3 separate regions of the Mus musculus genome follow, and regions 2 and 3 are each linked to region 1. A link is a loop called in an ENCODE intact Hi-C map of the cell type or tissue named here. Cell type or tissue: gastrocnemius. All regions are shown on one strand. Links, peaks and the distances in the headings refer to the core of each region. The heading gives the core; the rest is flanking DNA.

Evidence for each region. A loop is a pair of places that touch in the nucleus more often than their neighbours do. Peaks named below come from ENCODE experiments on the same cell type or tissue, not always from the same donor. Only the 100,000 strongest peaks of a DNase experiment are listed, where the experiment ranks them.
Region 2: a loop joins it to region 1, with 5 times the contacts of the local background. A loop is called at or near these places in 16 of 42 quality-filtered maps.
Region 3: a loop joins it to region 1, with 7 times the contacts of the local background. A loop is called at or near these places in 16 of 42 quality-filtered maps.

What each region holds. Positions count from the first base shown.
Region 1 is chr6:67,167,046-67,174,589 of GRCm38, reverse strand. No RefSeq gene overlaps it. Among named protein-coding and RNA genes, the nearest start is that of A430010J10Rik, 13 kb to the right of the region's middle. In gastrocnemius, for the core only: a CTCF peak has its summit at 4,225 (motif pointing left); DNase peaks (open chromatin) are centred at 4,177 and 6,038; H3K4me3 peaks cover 1,334 bases; H3K27ac peaks cover 1,184 bases.
Region 2 is chr6:67,316,412-67,321,411 of GRCm38, reverse strand. All of the region lies in intron 8 of Il12rb2 (interleukin 12 receptor, beta 2), which reads left to right. Among named protein-coding and RNA genes, the nearest start is that of Serbp1, 52 kb to the right of the region's middle. In gastrocnemius, for the core only: a CTCF peak has its summit at 2,690 (motif pointing right); DNase peaks (open chromatin) are centred at 2,702 and 4,148; H3K27ac peaks cover 319 bases.
Region 3 is chr6:67,434,062-67,439,061 of GRCm38, reverse strand. Il23r (interleukin 23 receptor) reads left to right here. Exons shown (of 11, transcript NM_144548.1): 8 at 4,371-4,457. Among named protein-coding and RNA genes, the nearest start is that of Il23r, 55 kb to the left of the region's middle. In gastrocnemius, for the core only: a CTCF peak has its summit at 2,570; no DNase peak of the experiment used is centred there.

The sequences.
Region 1 (7,544 bases), core at 1,406-6,405:
GTTTCCTCCTTGATAACGGACTGAACCTCTGAACCAGTTAGCCAGCTCCAATTAAATGTCCTTATAAGAGTTGCTTTGGTCATGGTGTCTGTTCACAACAGTAAAACCCTAACTAAGGCAGAAGTGCACTTATGAAATATAATATCAGAATTTTAAGTTTTGCATCAAATCTGTATTTGATGAAATAAATTTTAGTAATATGGGCATTAATTTTTGCCAATCCAGGAGCTTTTGTGATTTCCTTTCTCAATATTGATGCTTTCATTATGTAAAATTTTCACTTCTTTTGTTACATAGATTTCATTTTGTTTTACTTCTTTGATTAGATATATTTCTAAACAATTTTTTGGAGTTATTTTGAATAAAAATTTTTAATATATTTTTCTCTCTGAGAGTACACTATTAGTACAAATAAAATAGTACCTTTTTAAAACTTTAATTTTTTTCTTTTTTTTTAATTAGGTATTTTCTTCATTTTCATTTCCAATGCTATCCCAAAAATTCCCCATACCCTTCCCCCTTTAATTTTTTTAATACTGCAACTTTTCAGTGTTTATTAGGTCAAAGAGATTCTTAGTAATCTTATTAGGGTTTTTTACATAAAGAATCATGTTGCTTAGAAACAAATCGTTTGACATCTTCCCCTATTTATACCCCTTTCATGTCTTTCTCTTGTTTAATTGTTATAGTGAAAACTTTTAGTGCTATATCAAATGAAAGAGAGTGGGCATCCTTGTCTAGTTTGTGATTTTAGAGAAATGCTCTCTCTCTCTCTGTCCATCTTATATACTGTTGCCTAGAGGTTTGTTTTGTGTAGCCTTTATTATTTTGAGGTATGCTCCATGTATTCCCAAAGTCTCCAGAACTTTTATCATAAGGATATGTTGGACTTACTCAAATGCCTTTTCCATATCAATTGAATGACTATGTGGTTTGTAAATCTTTTTTTAAAGAACCAACTCTTTAGGCGATTTTGTCTATTGTCCTTTTTAATATCCATCTTTTTAATTTCTTCCTTAATCTTTATTGCTTTTTGCTATCTACTGTGTTCCAGATAGGCTACTTAACTGTCTTTTCAAGAGAATTGAGGTATGTAATTAGGTTGTTATGATATTTATTTGATATTACTCAGATTTTTTTCTTTATGATTATTTATTTATTTATTTATTTATTTATTTAATGTATGTGTGTACACTGTCACCCTCTTCAGACACACCAGAAAAACTCATTGGATCCTGTTATAGATGGTTGTGAGCCACAATGTGGTTGCTAGGAATTGAACTCAGGACCTCTGGAAGAGCAGTCAGTGTGTTTAAATTCCAAGCCATGTCTCCAACCCCATGATTTTTTTAATATGAGCCCTTATCTCTATAAGCTTTACTCATAGGACTGCCTTGGCTGCATCTCAGAGGTCCTGATAGGATGGGTTTCCACTATTATTTGTCTCTAGAAATTTTTGTTTGTTTATTTCTCTCTGATTTTTTTGGATGATTCCCTGTTCATATGTTGTTCACTCTTCAGTATTTTTGTGGTTTCTCTTATTTTTATTGCACCATGGTCTGATAGGATACAAACAATTATCTCATTTTTTTACTTGCTCCAGTTCACCAATAGTATATTTTAGCCTTAAAGTTTCTTTACTTGTTTTTAATTAGGAAAACCTATCTAAGTATGAGAATAGACTATCGAAGTTTCCCTCTATATTGTATCAGGATCTTTGTGGTCTTTTATGTCTTTTAGTGTTTGTTTTTATTAAATTAGGAGTTACAATGTTTGGTGCATGAAGGTTTATAATTGTTATATCTTCTTAATGAATTGTTCCATTTGTTAATATGTAATGTCCTTTCTCTTCTAATTAGCTCTAGTTTGAGATTTATTTTGTCTGATAAAAAAATAGCTATGCAAGTTGTTTATGTTTTCCATTTTCTTATAGTTTGTTTTTCATCCTTTGATGTTAAGTTTGGGGTATCTTTACCAGTTAAGTGTGTTTGTTGGATACCTTATACAGTCGTTGTTTCTTATTTTTTTTTTTTTTAAATAAATAAATCTTTTTTTTTTAAATTTTATTTATTTATTATATGTAAGTACACTGTAGCTGTCTTCAGACACCAGAAGTGGGCACCAGATCTCGTTATGGATGGTTATGAGCCACCATGTGGTTGCTGGGATTTGAACTCAGGACCTTCGGAAGAGCAGTCAGTGCTCTTAACCGTTGAGCCATCTCTCAGCCCCTGTTTCTTATTTTTTAATCTAATCCATTAGTCTGTATCTTTTCAGTGATAAGTTGAGACCACTTACATTTAAAGTTATTATAGAAAAGGGTTTGGGGGGCTGGCAAGATGGTCCAGAAGGTAAGAGCACTGACTGCTCTTCTGAAGGTCCTGAGTTCAAATCCCAGCAAGTACATGGTGGCTCACAACCACCAGGAGATCGGACGCCCTCTTCTGGAGCATCTGAAGGCAGCCACAGTGTACTTATGTATAATAATAAATTAATCTTTGGGTTGGAGCAAGCAGGGCCGACCAGAGCAAGTGGGGTTGACCAGAATGAGCAGAGGTTCTAAAAATTCAATTCCCAACATGAAGGCTCACAACCATCTCTTCAGCTACAGTGTACCCATATACATAAAATAAATAAATAAATCTTTAGAAAAAGAAAAAAAGAAAAGGGTTTGCTTTTTCTGTAAATGTGTTAGTCATTTGTTTTGTTTTATTTGATTGTTCACATCATTTTCCTTCTCATTTTAATTGAGTTGCTGTTTTGTATATACTTTCCTTTCCAAGTCTAGTTTATTTATCTGAAGTTGGGCTCTGTTTCGTCTTCCTTTCTGTAAAGTACTCCACTAAGAACTTTCTGTAGGGATGGCTTGGTTCTCATGAGTTGCCTTAATTTGTGTTTGTCTTGTTATCTTTCTGTAAGTTTGGAAAGATGGCTTTGCAGGGGATAGCAGTGTTGGTTCACAGTTGCTTCCTTTCAGAGCTTGACCTCATATCCTCAGAGATCTCATATCCTCAGAGATCTCATATCCTCAGAGATCTGCCTAACTTTCCCTCCTAGGTGCTGGCATTGAAGAAGTGCCTCACCACACCCAAGCTATTTGCTTTCAATGTTTTAATCTCCTTGCTAAATTTCGTATTTTGAACTTTTGCCTTCAATTTAACTGTTACATTCACTTCGGAAGGGTGTCTTGTCAAGGTTCTGAATAGATTTTAGCTTGTGCATCTTTGAATCTTTTATGTGATTGCTAGTTTTTCTAAACAGTAAAACTCTAAATTCTTTTTCAGACATTTCAGCTTTCTCTGTAATAAGTTTGTGTTTTCTTTTCTTTTCTTTTTTTTAAGATTTTATTATTATAATTTAAGTACACTGTAGCTGTCTTCACCAGAAGAGGGCGTCAGATCTCAATCCAGATGGTTGTGAGCCACCATGTGGTTGTTGGGATTTGAACTCAGGACCTTCAGAAGAGCAGTCAGTGCTCTTAACCACTGAGCCATCTCTCCAGCCCACGTTTGTGTTTTAAAGGGGGTTCATCAGTGAGTGATGATAGATCCTGGGTTGTAGTATATTTTTTTTTGTTGCTTTATCATGCTTTATGCTTCTGTTGAAGTGGATTTGTTTTGAAACCATGTTCTTCCAAGTCTATGACCTTGGTCGCCTCTGGATTCTATGAACCTACTAGAGCTAAAATAACAAATTTCAGACCGCTGCAGCGATGTTTGTCTACTATTAGGAGTTGTGGCTAGAGTCAACGGCCTAAAGCAACCTATGGGCGTACAGCTGTACAAACTCCAGGTCCTGCAGTGATCAGTGGGACCCCAGAATCATAACCCCAACCCCACTCTGACCTCAGAGACCTTTGGAAGCAAAGCTCCAGACTCTCAGGGAGTCCTGGATACACAGAAGCCAAACCTCATGCTCTGCACTGACCTATTAGGCCATTGTACTGAACTAGTCTCTATAATTTATTTAAAATTAAGTCATAGACTTTAGTAGAAGGATCTGTTTCTAATTCTGCAGAGAGCGAAGCAGCTCAGTAGCAGCTGCTGGGTGACACGGGTCCCACCACTGTAGGTTTCGCTTTCATTTCTCCTAGGTGCTGGGTTTTTCATGATGATTCCTAAACAAAGGCTCACTTGTTGGCAAGAGACCTGGCCAGTCCTGTACGAGCTATTTGCAAGCCAGGTGGGTTAGCGGAGATTCTGCCTGGCTCTGAGCTCCCTCTACAGGTTGGTAACAGGTTCTACATGATCCTTGCTTAATCTTATTGCTCAGCTTGAACTTTTAGCCCAGGAGTTTGAACTTCACAAATACTCTGACCCCTCAGAGCAGAAACCATTCAGAAAGCATTGCAGTGAGTGAATGAATGAATGAATGAATGAACGAATATAATCAACCTTGATCCAAGCCTGGGTTTAGCTCACATGGCATCATTTGATTTGTTTGCATTTCAGTCACAAAACAGCCAGATCTCTCCAGTTCCAGTGCACTATGACCCTTGGTGCAAACTGTCCTCAACTCTCACAGCACGGAGGAACTTGGGTCAAACCTTGTATTCGTAGGTTTGACTTCAGTCCGATGTGGCCTTTACAGACTTCGGGGAGAATATTTTTTAGCAATCACATATTTAAAGATTGTTTAGTTACAATTCACACACATTTATAAAGTAAGCAATCATAAGTTGGCACTTAATGACGCATCGGACAGAGGGAAGTACGTGCATTTTCTCACCTGATCCATATCAGAAACCTATAACGTAGGAGCAGGGCTTTGAATAAGAATTGTCCCCCCCCCCACCCCCCATAGGCTCGCCTATTTGAAGGTTTGGTTCCCAGTTTGTGAGTAGTTTAGGAAGGATTGGGAAGTGCGGTCTTATTGAAGGAGATATGTCATTGGGAGTGGGATTTAAGGTTTCAAAACCATACACAAGGTCTAGTCTCAAATTTTCTGCCTGCTGCCTGGGAATTAGGATGTAAGGTCTCAGCTACTGCCCCAGAGTCTTACCTGCCTGCCTGCCTGCCTGCCTGCCTGCCTACCTGCCTGCCACCCCATTCCTTGCAATGCTTGTGATGGATTCTCCCTCTGAATCTGTAAGCAAGCCTCAACTAAATGCCTTCCTTTATAAGCTGCCTTGACCATGGAGCTAGCCCGGGAGTGCCTTTGATCTTCAAGGGCCGTCCATTCTTCTAAGCATCAAAAGCTGCTCTTCTTTTCGTCTCTTCCTTTTGCACAGTGTCAGGAGTCACATGCACTCTGAAATCTTCATAGCAGGTTCCAACTTATGCACAGTGTTCCAAGGACCAGCCTGGACTACGTTTGGGTTCCTGAGACTGAGGTCCGAAATCCTATTAGGAAAAAAATTCTAAAAGAGCTGTGTTTCTCTCTATAGATTTTCTGACCAAATCAGAAATCCTGTTAAAAACATTCTAAAAGATTTGTTCACTCTCTAGACAGCTCAGCTCTTTTTTTTTGGGGGGGGGGGGGTTCGAGACAGATAGCTCTGACTGTCCTGTAACTCACTCTGTAGACCAGGCTGGCCTTGAACTCAGAAATCCACCTGCCTCTGCCTCCCAGGTGCTGGGATTAAAGGCATGCACCACCACTGCTCGATTGAGAAGAATCCTTAAAAAAAAGGAAGTGCTATCACTTTTTGCTAGCTCATCTCATGCAGAACAAAAGCCCAGTTTTCTATTTACATATCAATTCAGTTGTTTAGTCCAGGTTCCCTCTTAACCATCCCACAAATCAGCATTCTGCAACTTTTAGTCCCAGGATTGTTAGGAAGTGAAAGCAAGCATAGCTGAGTCCAGACAAGTTGCACTTTTCAGGAAAATGGAGTTGAAACAAGATTGATTACTGGTGGGCAGGAACGCACCAGGAGTGCTTAGATATGCATGACTTGTTAGGTTTCTAAGGCGGCTTAAAAGAGATGGGAAGCAGAAAAAGAGAGGCATCTGACTTTAGACGGGTGGGATCGTGTTCATTGGCTGACACTCACTCACATCCACGGGGGTGGTTGAGAATGCCTGGGCGTGGGGGTAAGATGGCTGTGACCCTTTTTAGGAGTGAAAATGACTGTAGCACTCTTTCCTCCCATAGTCCCTCCTCCCTTTCATGTGGATTTGCCCGGCTGCAGGGGAATCTGGGAATTGTAGTTTTTTTTTTTAGTCAGGAAACTATCAACTCTGGCTTCAATTTAAACCTAACCTCACGTTTGGCTCTGGAAGAGGAATCCTGATCAGCTGTTCTCTTTGTCCCTCTTCCGTTTTCAGCTCTTTCACTGTGAACTTGGCTGTTTTAACTGGCTTACTGGTGGAAGAACTTGGTTAGGGTTTCATGTGGCATAGACTGAAACAGACAATAAAGGCAGAGGTCTTTATGATTATGTTATGTTGCTGCAACACTGTCCTTAGCCACTGCAGCCCCGGAAGTCACAACCTGGTTTGCTGGAGCAGAAGTGACTAGCCTTTTTTTTTTTTTTTAAACCTGTTGAGAATGGAGTCTAGGGTTTTATACACGCCAGTGTTCAGCATCTCCAGCTGCTGGCCAACTGTGTTTCAAATGGGAAAGACAAGACCTTGCAAACAACGTAAAGAATAACTAGCTGGAGAAGTAAATGATTCAAAGAGGAAACACAAAGCTTCGAGTCTCCTCCAAACACTTCCATCTTTTCCCACTTGTTTGCTCCTTGAACGCCTGACTATCTCTTGCCCAGATTTGCCTCATTGTAAACATAAGGTACCTCAGGACCTTGGACATTCTAAGCCTCGCTCTCCCAGTAGTGTACTGTGCCCCGAGCCCAGCTTACTGTTTTTATGCCCTCCGTCCTTATAGCTAGAGCACCTCTGTGTACTGAGGCAGCCATCTGTGCAAACACTTGCAAAGAGTGGCCACTTACTGATCAGCCCCAAGTAGATCCAGACAATTCCTTCATGGTCAAGACTTAACGTTTTGCTAACACTGGGTGGATGACAGGAAATTACACGTATCTCCCTTGGTAATCAGAATGGTAAACAGAAATGTCAGGTAGAATTAAATGACAGCAATGAAGACATGCACAGATCACCTGGGGCGTGACGTGACATCCTGTGCTCACGACCATCGTGTGTTAGCTAATGTGGTGTTAGGCAGTGCTCTCACCCCCTTGGAGGAGACTAATCTCTCTACTTTTGTGTGTATGTGCCCTGGGATCAGAACCAGGTGTAGTGTATGCTAGGCAAGCACCTCTTAAAATGGGCTATACCTCTAACCCTCTTTGTGGTTTAATTCTGAAAGTTAATTGAAATAACCCATCTAAAGGGTTGGAAACATGGGCTAAATGCCAGGCTTGGTTTCTTACTCTTGTTTGTTTCTTTTCTATTTTTAAGATTCATTCAAAAGTCTTTAAATGGTGTGAATATGAATGAGTGTAAGTACCAGCAGAGGATGTCGGATCCTGGGCGGCTGGATTTATAGAAGTTCCGTGTTGTCCTATGTGGATGCTAGGAACCAAACTTGTGTCCTCCGCAGGCACAGCCAGTGTTCTTAACCTCCCAGGTCATCTCCTT
Region 2 (5,000 bases), core at 1-5,000, 150 kb before region 1:
CCTGATATTTTGTCCTCCACGTGGTCCATTCCATGGGTGAGGTTTTTCCACTGAGATTTTTCTTATTATTTGCCTTATTTAATATTTCACTTCTATTCATTTTTGGTTGCTTTTTGCGAGCAAAAAGCAAGATGGTGACAAGCGAGATGCCTCAGGAGCAGGAGTGTGGCATTTGCCCTCATGAGCCAGCACTCAATGTGATCCTGTAGTACCAAAGAGAGAGAGTGCCAGAGTCAGCTGAGCTACTAGCCTTTGACCTAAGGAGCTGATGGGATCTCTGTGCAGTACTGTGGTAGTGGGGTGGTAGAGCATCAGGATCATTAGGAGTTCTGGCCTTTGATCTGACAAGCAAGTTGACTCTGTGGCAGTTGAGGATGAGGTACTAGTATTAGCAGGAGTGTCAGCCTCTGATTCTGAAAAGTGATCAGCAGCAGTGATCTCCATGTATCGCCTGGGACAGGGGGTGGGGGTGAAATTTTGGGTCAGCAGGAGCACTGGCCAGTGACCAGACAAGCAGATAGGTTCTCTATATGGCTGGGGTTTGGAGTTCTGGGTCACTAAGGGTGCTGGTTGCTGACCTCTTGCGCGCACCGGACTCGACCAGCAAGAACGACGCTGCAACAGGATCCTTCTGCACACGTTGATTGGGAGAGCTTGATTGCAGAGGCGAAAAGACTTCGAGCCCAGAACTGGTGCTGCTTTTATAGGCCTAGGAGAGGCGTGTCTCATACCCGGATTGGTTATGCACTAAGCCTCATTTGCATGTTCCTCATCTGATTGGTTATACTCTCAGTACCTTACAGAACCTCATTATCATGCCTGGGCCAGGCAGTGTCTTTGCAAAAAACTTTACTGCATATGTACACATTGGTTGTTTGTCCAATCTTATGTATGGTGGCCAGCAGTAGTCAGTGCCACTCAGCAACGGCACATGTGGCTTCCCACACTGACCTGAGGAATCAGGGTCTCAACTCATTCTGTGGCAGTTGAGGGATATGCCAGGGCTAGCAAGAGTTCTAGCCTCTGACCTAATGAGAAAGCAGGAGTCTCTATGTGACTCTGTTGCAGCTAAATAGTGGTGGACCTCGTGTGTTCTTAAGCAAGGTGTTTAGCCTCTCCGTACATACTTTCATTATGAGTTAACTTAAGATAATACTAATGTACAGGGCACGAGACTATCATGAAGATTCACAAGGTAATTAGAGAAAGTGAGAGCAGCCTTCCTGTGATGAGGCAAGCTTTGTTCAAACCCATGAGGATGTCAAGTGAGCTGATAGCCTGCAGGGGAGGAAGAACAGAGGCATGGAAGATCGTGGAGTGATGCTTAACATTTTAAATCAAAATTAGAATAGGACTGTGATGCACCTACAGTCCTGACTACTAAAAACGCTGATTCGGGGCAATCAGCGAGCCTAGGAACTCAAGGCTATCCTGGGCAACACAGTGAACCCTCATCTCAGTAAGGCAAACCAACAGCATGACTGCTTCCTATTTCTCCACTTTGTACTAGGGTTGCTGAATATAAGTTATGAATTCCAAAATGAAGGTACTCAAGTTTGTGCGGGGGTTTTGTTTTGGTTTTGTTGTTGCTGCTGTTGTTTCTATATTTATTTATTTGAGGTTGTGTGCATGTGCCATTCATAGTGTGGATGCCTGATGTCTCCTTCCACCATGTGGGTGTCAGAAATTGAACTCACATCATCAGGCATACTAGCAAATACCTCTTTAACCACTGAGGAATCCTGCCAACCCAATATTCAGTTTTCAACTCACAAATTCTATGTACTTTGTATATAGCCCTAACATCAGTAGAAATTTCAAAGAGGGCCAAAGGAGAGGCCAAGAGTTGATGTTATTATCCTTATTTTGAAAGTAGGGATATTCTGTCTCAGAGTGATGAAAAGGAACTCTGTGTAACAGGTGTTACACAGAGAAGTGAGAAAACCAAAGGTCCTCCTACTGAGCATGGAGGCTGGGGATACAGCTCAGTGTGAAGAGCCCATACTAGCACGCACAAGGCCTTACTCAATCCCCAGCGTCACACATGCACAAAACCAGCAACAATCCAAGCAAGAAGAACTGTGCCTAATGCGTCCAAACACCTGAGCTTTGGAAGGGGCTGCTCTTCTTTGACATTAGCCAAACTCTAACAGTTTTTCCCTTCTGACATTAGAGCCAGCACTCTGTCCACTGTGCCACACAGCCACCTAGTTTTCCTTCTTTGCCTCGTTTGCATCTAGGGGTCAAGCTTTACTTTAAAATAAATACAACAGGTTTTATCTAAGTCTTAATAATAAATAGTTTATCCATTCAGAGGTGCCTTCCTCTGGTAGATTTTTAACTAAAAAATTCAAATCAAGTGTGTCACATTCTGAGATATGTCAAATTTTGTTCTTCTTATGTTTAGGTGTTAAGACGGTCTCAGGTTTTGTTCCCTAAGTTTATTTTTGATTCTGAGAGCCTTTACCTTAGGATTAGCCAGGGTGTTCTTCATTTGCAGTGTTTCCATACAGTGAAGAGAGAAAACTGGAGAAGGAAATCAAAAGGATGGCACTGTCTTGTAGCATGCTCTTATCATGTATGGACATTGGCCTGAGGTCCACACTCAACCCTGTTAGACGAGATCCAGGTGTTAGCAACCCTACCAAGATTGAGGGCTGCACACTCCAGATAACGCTGCTCGCCGCTGCCCACCAGAGGGCGTTCTATGCTCTCATATGTCTTCTCCCTGGGTAGGGCTTGAGCTAATTACGCAGCAGCCTGGGCTCACTCCTCAGAATGGGAAATGAGAAGACCTAAACATGACAAGAAATGTAAAGCTCATGGTTAAAAAAAAAAAAAAAAAAAAAAAAACTGTTCTTTCTCTCCCTTATCACCGTCTCAGACGAGTGCCACTGGAGTGCAAATACATTTATCTACAGAGCCAATTGGCTCGGCAAGTCGTACATCTTCAGAGTTCATCTCCTATGATTCAGAGCCTTTTGGCTCTTGGGAAAAAGAAATCGTATTCTCACCCATTCCAAATTGCTAAACTCAGGCTCTTAGCTGACGCTGTGTGTAGGAATGGGTCATAACCTCTGGGCTGGAGAAGGTGCTTTGCAACTTTGGGCTGGAAAGGTGACGGGGAATTCTATCTGTAAATTGTGGTGGCCTGAACCTCACTGTCTCAGGCCTTAGGAGCAATACATCACAGCAGAGGGAGAAAAGAAAAAAAAAAAAAAAAAACACTACAGATGGAAGCAAGCGCTCGTTCCAGAAATGCATCCCCTCAGCTGTCTCTTACACCATCCTTCCTTGCCAGCCCTATAGGTTCAAAGACAAGTGTATCTAACACAGACTGTCTGATTTCCCCCACCAAGTCTTTCCTCAGGTTAACTGTTCACGAAACGCCCCCTTCCTGCCAGAGGGTGGTTTCCGCACCAGCGTTTGCTTCATCTATGTTCTCTTTCTCCTTTGATAAAGGCCAGGCTTATTAATATGGTGCTTGCTGGTGCGCACCTATAATCCCAGGAGGGCTAACACAAATTTGAGGTCAGCCTGGTTTATGTAGTGAGTTCTAAATCAGCTAGGGTTGCACAGTGAGATCCTGTTTAAAAAAAAAAGACAAACGCGTGCTCAGGCGCGCGTACACACATATACAACTGGGGAATATGATTAAAAACACGCACTTGCTTATACAATCTTCAAACAGGCAGTGAGATTGATTGTAATGGATACCTGAAAAGATGACTTCAGGACAATGCTCAATTGTCTCCAAGAGTTCCCCAGCAGCACTGTCTTCACCCAGTACTTGGAGACCAAAGAGTTTCCCCCAACAGACTTGCATCTTACATTAACTAAGCTCCCAGAAACAGCAATGTACAAAGCTGAGCGCTCATTAATTTACAGTAAGAATGCAGCCACTAGGCCAGCGGAAGTCCTGACTCAGCACACCAGAACAGTCTTCCTCCTGTGCTAAATGTCTCCAAATCCAAATTACAATCAGAAAGCTGGTTTGTTCACTTAAAGTGAAAGAACTGACGTGTGCCATATGTTCGTGTCAGCTCAAACTCTTTGGGCAGAGAAACTGCATTATTCGGCCTCCTAGTAAGTGAGAAACCAGAGCAAGGGCATTGGCTGGACCTTGGACAGAGTCTCCTGCCGTGAACGGATAGCTGTGCCCAGAAAACTATGTCACTTAAAACCTGTAAGCCCTGCCTTCTTTCTGCAGTAGGTAGCCATGGGCACTGCCAGGGTTAGACCTGACAACTCTTCCTAGTCTGTGCTTTCATTTGCCATGACCATTGGACAAAACACTGTACAGACTGGAGAGTAATATCAGTTAGTTTCTGCTTACTTTGTAGGTTTGTTCCCAAATGATCTCAATCAAAATTTTGCAGTTTGGAACTAGGTTTCCCAGCACAGATGGCTAATTCAAGTTCCTAAGCATCAATTTTACTCGTTTAGCTCCTGGAAGTCTTGGGATGGTTGTTTCAAGCAGCATTGCATTTTCTATACGTAGAAAAGCACCCTCTCCCCCACCCGCCCGCCCACCCATGCCCATGCTTTCTGTGTTTGTTTTTCTCTGTGTGTCTCTCTGTGTGTCTCTGTGAATCTCTCTCTCTCTGTTGTTTTACAAATTTTAAAACAGAAACCCGGAAGAAGTGAATGTTTGCCTCAAGAACTGAGAGATGATAAAGTCACAGCTCAGAGCCAGCCCTCTACATTCAGATCCCACGCTTTTCCTATTAGTTGTGTTTACCATTAGTAAACTTTGTGAAGAAAGGAAAGTCAATGTGTTTTTGAAGAATTATCTTTTTAAAATGTTCACTGGTTTAACTTTATTTACTAAAAAGAAAGTGTGAAGATGTGAATCACTGAATGAAAGTGTACAGTGGAGATTGGAAGATATAAATAAAAAAGTCATACAGTAGAGTCACCTGCAGCAGGGCCGGGCAGTCCAGCCTCCGAGAGCAACCATGCTCTTGTCTGAGAGTAAGGATGTGTGTATATGTCTTGTT
Region 3 (5,000 bases), core at 1-5,000, 270 kb before region 1:
TCTTTAGGTGCTTCTCCACCACTCGATATTCCTCAGTTGACAATTCATTGTTTAGCTCTTTAACCCATTTTTTAATAGGGTTATTTGGTTCTCTGGAGTCTAACTTCTTGAATTCTTTGATATATTGGATATTAGTCCTCTATCAGATGTAGGATTGGTAAAGATATTTTCCCAACCTGTGGGTTGCCTTTTTGTCTTATTGACAGTGTCCTTTGCTTTACAGAAGTTTTGCAATTTTATGAGGTCCCGTTTAACACCAATGGCTTGTGCTGATCTAAATTCTTATAATGCAGTCCTTAGCTGACACAAAGACTGACAAAGGAAGAAGTAAGAAAAACAACCTCATAAATGTTTGTGACAAAAGAAACCCACTTATAGAAACACTGCCTTGAAAAATATTAGAGATATGGAGCTTGAAGTATATGGGAAATAATCAACAGATAAGAGAAGGATATCCATGTGTAATGACATTTTTCCCAAAGCTAACTATAATAGTAAGAATTTGACACCTATTTAAAAGTCCCGCCTAGCAACAGAAAATTTTTGAGGCTTTAATTTATGTAAAACATAGCACTAGTGCTTTAGAAAAACTGTCTCATTGTGGTAGTTTAAATGAGAATGGCCTCAATAGGCTTTTACGTTTGAATGTTTAGTCTCCAGTTATTGGGATTGTTTGTGCATTAGAGGTGTGGCCTCTAAAGGAAGAGGTGAACCCAGAGCTATCTGACTCTTTCTTTCCTCTCTGTCTCTCCTCTGTACCTGCAACTTGCAGGTCAGATGTGAGCACTCAACTACTATTCTAAGATCCATACCTGGCTGCCTGCCACCATAGTTCCCATAAGGACTCTCTGAAACTGTCGGCAACTCCTCAGTTAAATGTTTTCTCTTATCAGCTGCCTTGATGGTGGTGTCCCTTCACAGCAATAGAACAGTAACCAAGTCATAAAAATTCCTGAGCAAAGCACGGCTGATTTCCAGTTTTACTGGGAAGATCACAAGTCACAAGGAAAATTAATGATTTGTCTGGGATTATGTAATTCCAACTCGTGGAGTTATGTCAACAGTTTGCATTCAAAAAAAAAATTTCCCAACAGGATTGTGATTGAACTGATACTGTATTGTATGATCATGATCAGTATTAAGAAACCATAAGTGTGTTTTGAGTAATTGTAATGAGGCAGTGCTCATTATATAATGCTGAATGAAAAAGACACATGGTGACATTGTCAAAGCATATGGTCTCCAATAGGATACTGATGTGGGAACTATAGTTAATAACTATTACAATAAGTGTCTCTACGTTTTGAAATCCTGTATGCTCTCCATAATCTTCTGTAATTTCCACGCCTCCTATAATTAGTGTGTTTACTGAATGATCAAGAAAAACATCTGGAGAAAATAACCAGTCTGAAGATTGAAGTATTCACTGCTCAGTGCTCTAACTCCATAATACACACTGTGCTGTGATCAAGAGCCCTGTGAGGCCAGGCAGTGCTAATACACTGTGACTTGTCCCCAGAGAAGCAATGCCTTCTCTTTTGGGGCCAGACTGCTGGTGGGTCTACCACCCTGAGCTGTCTTGATGCAAAAGTGAAGCTCATGAGACTAGTGACCAGTACAAAGTAAATCTAAAAACTAGGCAAGAAGTTCCACTCTTCAACTGACATTTAGGTGACATTAGTAAGTCAGTGGCCATGTCTAAGTCTTCTTTCAATCATTCAGTAGACAGAATTCTTAGTTATGATGAAATTTTTCACATGATTGTGAAGCTCAGCAGAGAGCATGTGAGGGCCACTATGTCACCTGAAACACATTGGAAGGCACTGAACAGTTGCTTCACAGTGATGACACTTTACCAGAGGGGAACATAAAATGAACAGCCAAGGAGATCATTTGGCACCAAACACTAAGAAACAAATAGAATACATTTTCTCAAAACCAGTCCTTTGGAGTAGATTTGGTTAATTTAGCCTGGTATTTGTTGGGCTAAATAGTATATCTATGCTCTGCTTTTTGCCTAAGGATAAGGAACTATTCTTACTGAAAACAATCTAACTTCTTTCCAGACACACTGCCTTCTAGGAGGATCACTCTTATTTTCCATGTCAGTATATGTAAACTACGTAAAAAAATCTTTCCAAATTAGGAATTATCTGGGTTTCTGAATATCCTCAAATATATCCTGTGATCCAGCGTAACACTCTACTGAAGGACAGAATTGTCCCACTATTAGCAGAATCCCACAGGTAATAAAGAGATAACAGAGATAGCATGAGATTTTCCAGCTTGTTAGCTATGGCCTGGTGGTTAAAGCTGACATAAATGTTTTACACCTGTGAAAGAGTCTGTGTGTGGCTTCCTATTTGTGAGTGCTTTCATATGTTAAAATACCTAAAAGTACTAAAAATACTAATAGCTGGTGAATTAAGAGGGCAGAGTTGGGTTATTTTTATTTCACACTTCTGTTTCCTGTTACAATACCATCACCATAACTTTTGCTTTTATAATTAAAAAAAAAAAATTTAAGTATGATTTATAAAGAAACCAACTAGCCACTTGGTGACAGTATAACATGGCAAACGTGTGGCTTCATTTCAGTCCTATGCTAAAAGAAAATTGTCATAGACGATTTCTTCTCTAATAGTTCTGTTTATAAGTTATTTTATTCAGATATCTAATTCTTGGTAAAAATACCCTCTCATAATTAGGCACTTCTTTTAAATGACTAGTTTAATTTAAATGTGTGTAACTCATTGATTTGAAGCTATGATAACAGACTCCAAAGGAAAATTGTATCTACTCATTAATGCTAATAAATGTGAAATATAGTTGTTTCCATATCATATAAGTCAGTAACCCATAACCTTTTCATTGCCAGAGCAACTGAAGTTTATACAACAAAATTATATTATATTGTAATAAAAAGCACAATTTATTATTTTTAAATAAAAATGATAGTTTTCAAATAATAAAAGTAAAAATAAAAATAACATCCATGTATGTTGTAAACCTCTGCATTTGCCAAAGGGAAAATTATTCTGCATTTTAATGTTGTATTATATCTGCTTTTAAAATTCCGAAAGCATGTGGCTGCAAGTCCTTCTTGAGTAGTGAGAATTACCACTGCTCTCCTACATGAGCAAACCTGGCTGCTGGCCATGACTACATAACCTTCACCACTTAGAATTTAGTAGAATCACTTGCTAGGGTTCAGAAGAGACTTAGCAAATATTGAGAAGCTCAAAACAATTTCTCATTGCCATAACTCACAGGAAATACTTTCCTCTTTCTGTCAAAACACAAGAGAGTCCTTACAGTTTCCTGATGCTTTCATCTTCTAAAACCCCCAGCCCGTAGTTTACAGAAAACCTGCCTTTATGTTGCCAGCATACAATTAGCTTTTTTCAAATGATTGTAAAGGTCCATACAGGAATTTTTTATTTGAATATGCGTTGTCCATTTTTTAAACAAGTATCCCATGACCCACACTTTATCCCATAAGCCTTGACAACAGGAACAGCTCGAGCTGTGTAAGACACTTTTTCAGAAGGTTGAGATTGAAAAGTGACACTGGAGTAGCTGGATAGCTGGGAGCTGAGGGATGCTGGACTAAGATCCTCCTTCAGAGCTGTCTTCTGCCAAGGCTGAAGACTGTGGCCATGAAGTCACATTTGGCTGCTTCCCATGATTAGGAAGCAGGAGATGGGCGAGCTTACTCTGGAATGCTTTTGAATTCAGACTTAAAGTAAATTAACTGCCAAGCCTTCTTACCCCACCCAATTCTGAAGCTTTCATTACTGGAGCCCTGAAAGTGTAATGGCTAGACAGGGCTGGCCAAGAACCACAGGAGCAGGAAAGCAGAAGAGAAGAATTCTTAGTGACATCTCACCTCTATATTGCAACCCAAAATATCCACTTACAAAAATGTTCATCTTAGTGCAGCCAAACCAGAGACTGTCCAAAGGCAGAGGTGACACAATTTAAACCGTCAAAGAAGCTTAGGTTTCTTAGCATCACCAATTTGAAGAAACCAAGCATGGACAAGTTATTGTGCATTTTTGTGGCTGGGTGGAATTTTTATCTTGGTATTGTCTTGGTATTTGTTGCCTAGAAACCAAGAGAAATTGCTAGCCACATTGGTATTTTAAAGCCTGGTGTAGTTTTTAACTGTCCTTGCAAAAGTTCCTCTTTTGAGATGTAGTCACTGAAAAGGAAATAAGAAAATGTACACATCTGAAACCTTACTTTATTTCACCCTCTGAACCTATTAGAATGATTAAGTTTAATCATTTCCAATCAAGAGAAGACTGTCTCGGGAGAATGAGCCATCTGAATGCTAAGACCTAAAATGCTGACACTCTTGTTTCAAGTTTCCCAGGTTACAGCAAAATCATCCCACGAACCTCAGAAGATGGAGATGCTCAGTGCTACAATCTTCAGAGGACATCCTGCTTCAGGTAAACATATGCACACACTCACACTCTCGAGTGTGTGCGTGCAAACACACACACACACACACACGTGTATGTATCTATCTATATATGTAAGTATGTACACATGTATATTCGCTGAGGTATCCTCAGTTCCTCAGCAGATAACTTCCACACCAAAACTAATGTGTCAGCATTTCTTAGAAAAACAACAACTACTTACTTTCTATGGGAAAATACATTCAAAATGTGCTTACACTGAATGCAAGCAATCGTTCAGAGGTGCCTGTCTGCTGTAGTAGTGAGGTGATTACATTGTCATTTCAGTAGGCTCTGGGTCTCAAGTCCCAAAAATGTCTTTTTAAAAATATGCTACCTACCCACCATGTGCTAGGATTGTATATACATCATCTGTCAATCTCAAGAGCAACATGTTGAGATAAATGCCATGAATCTACTTCATAGATGGGGAAGCTGAAATTCAGGAAGGTTGAAAAATATTCAAATATACAAAGCTATTAGAAATAATGCAAATATTACTTTTGTGATTTCCTTTAATTTGTTCAGGTG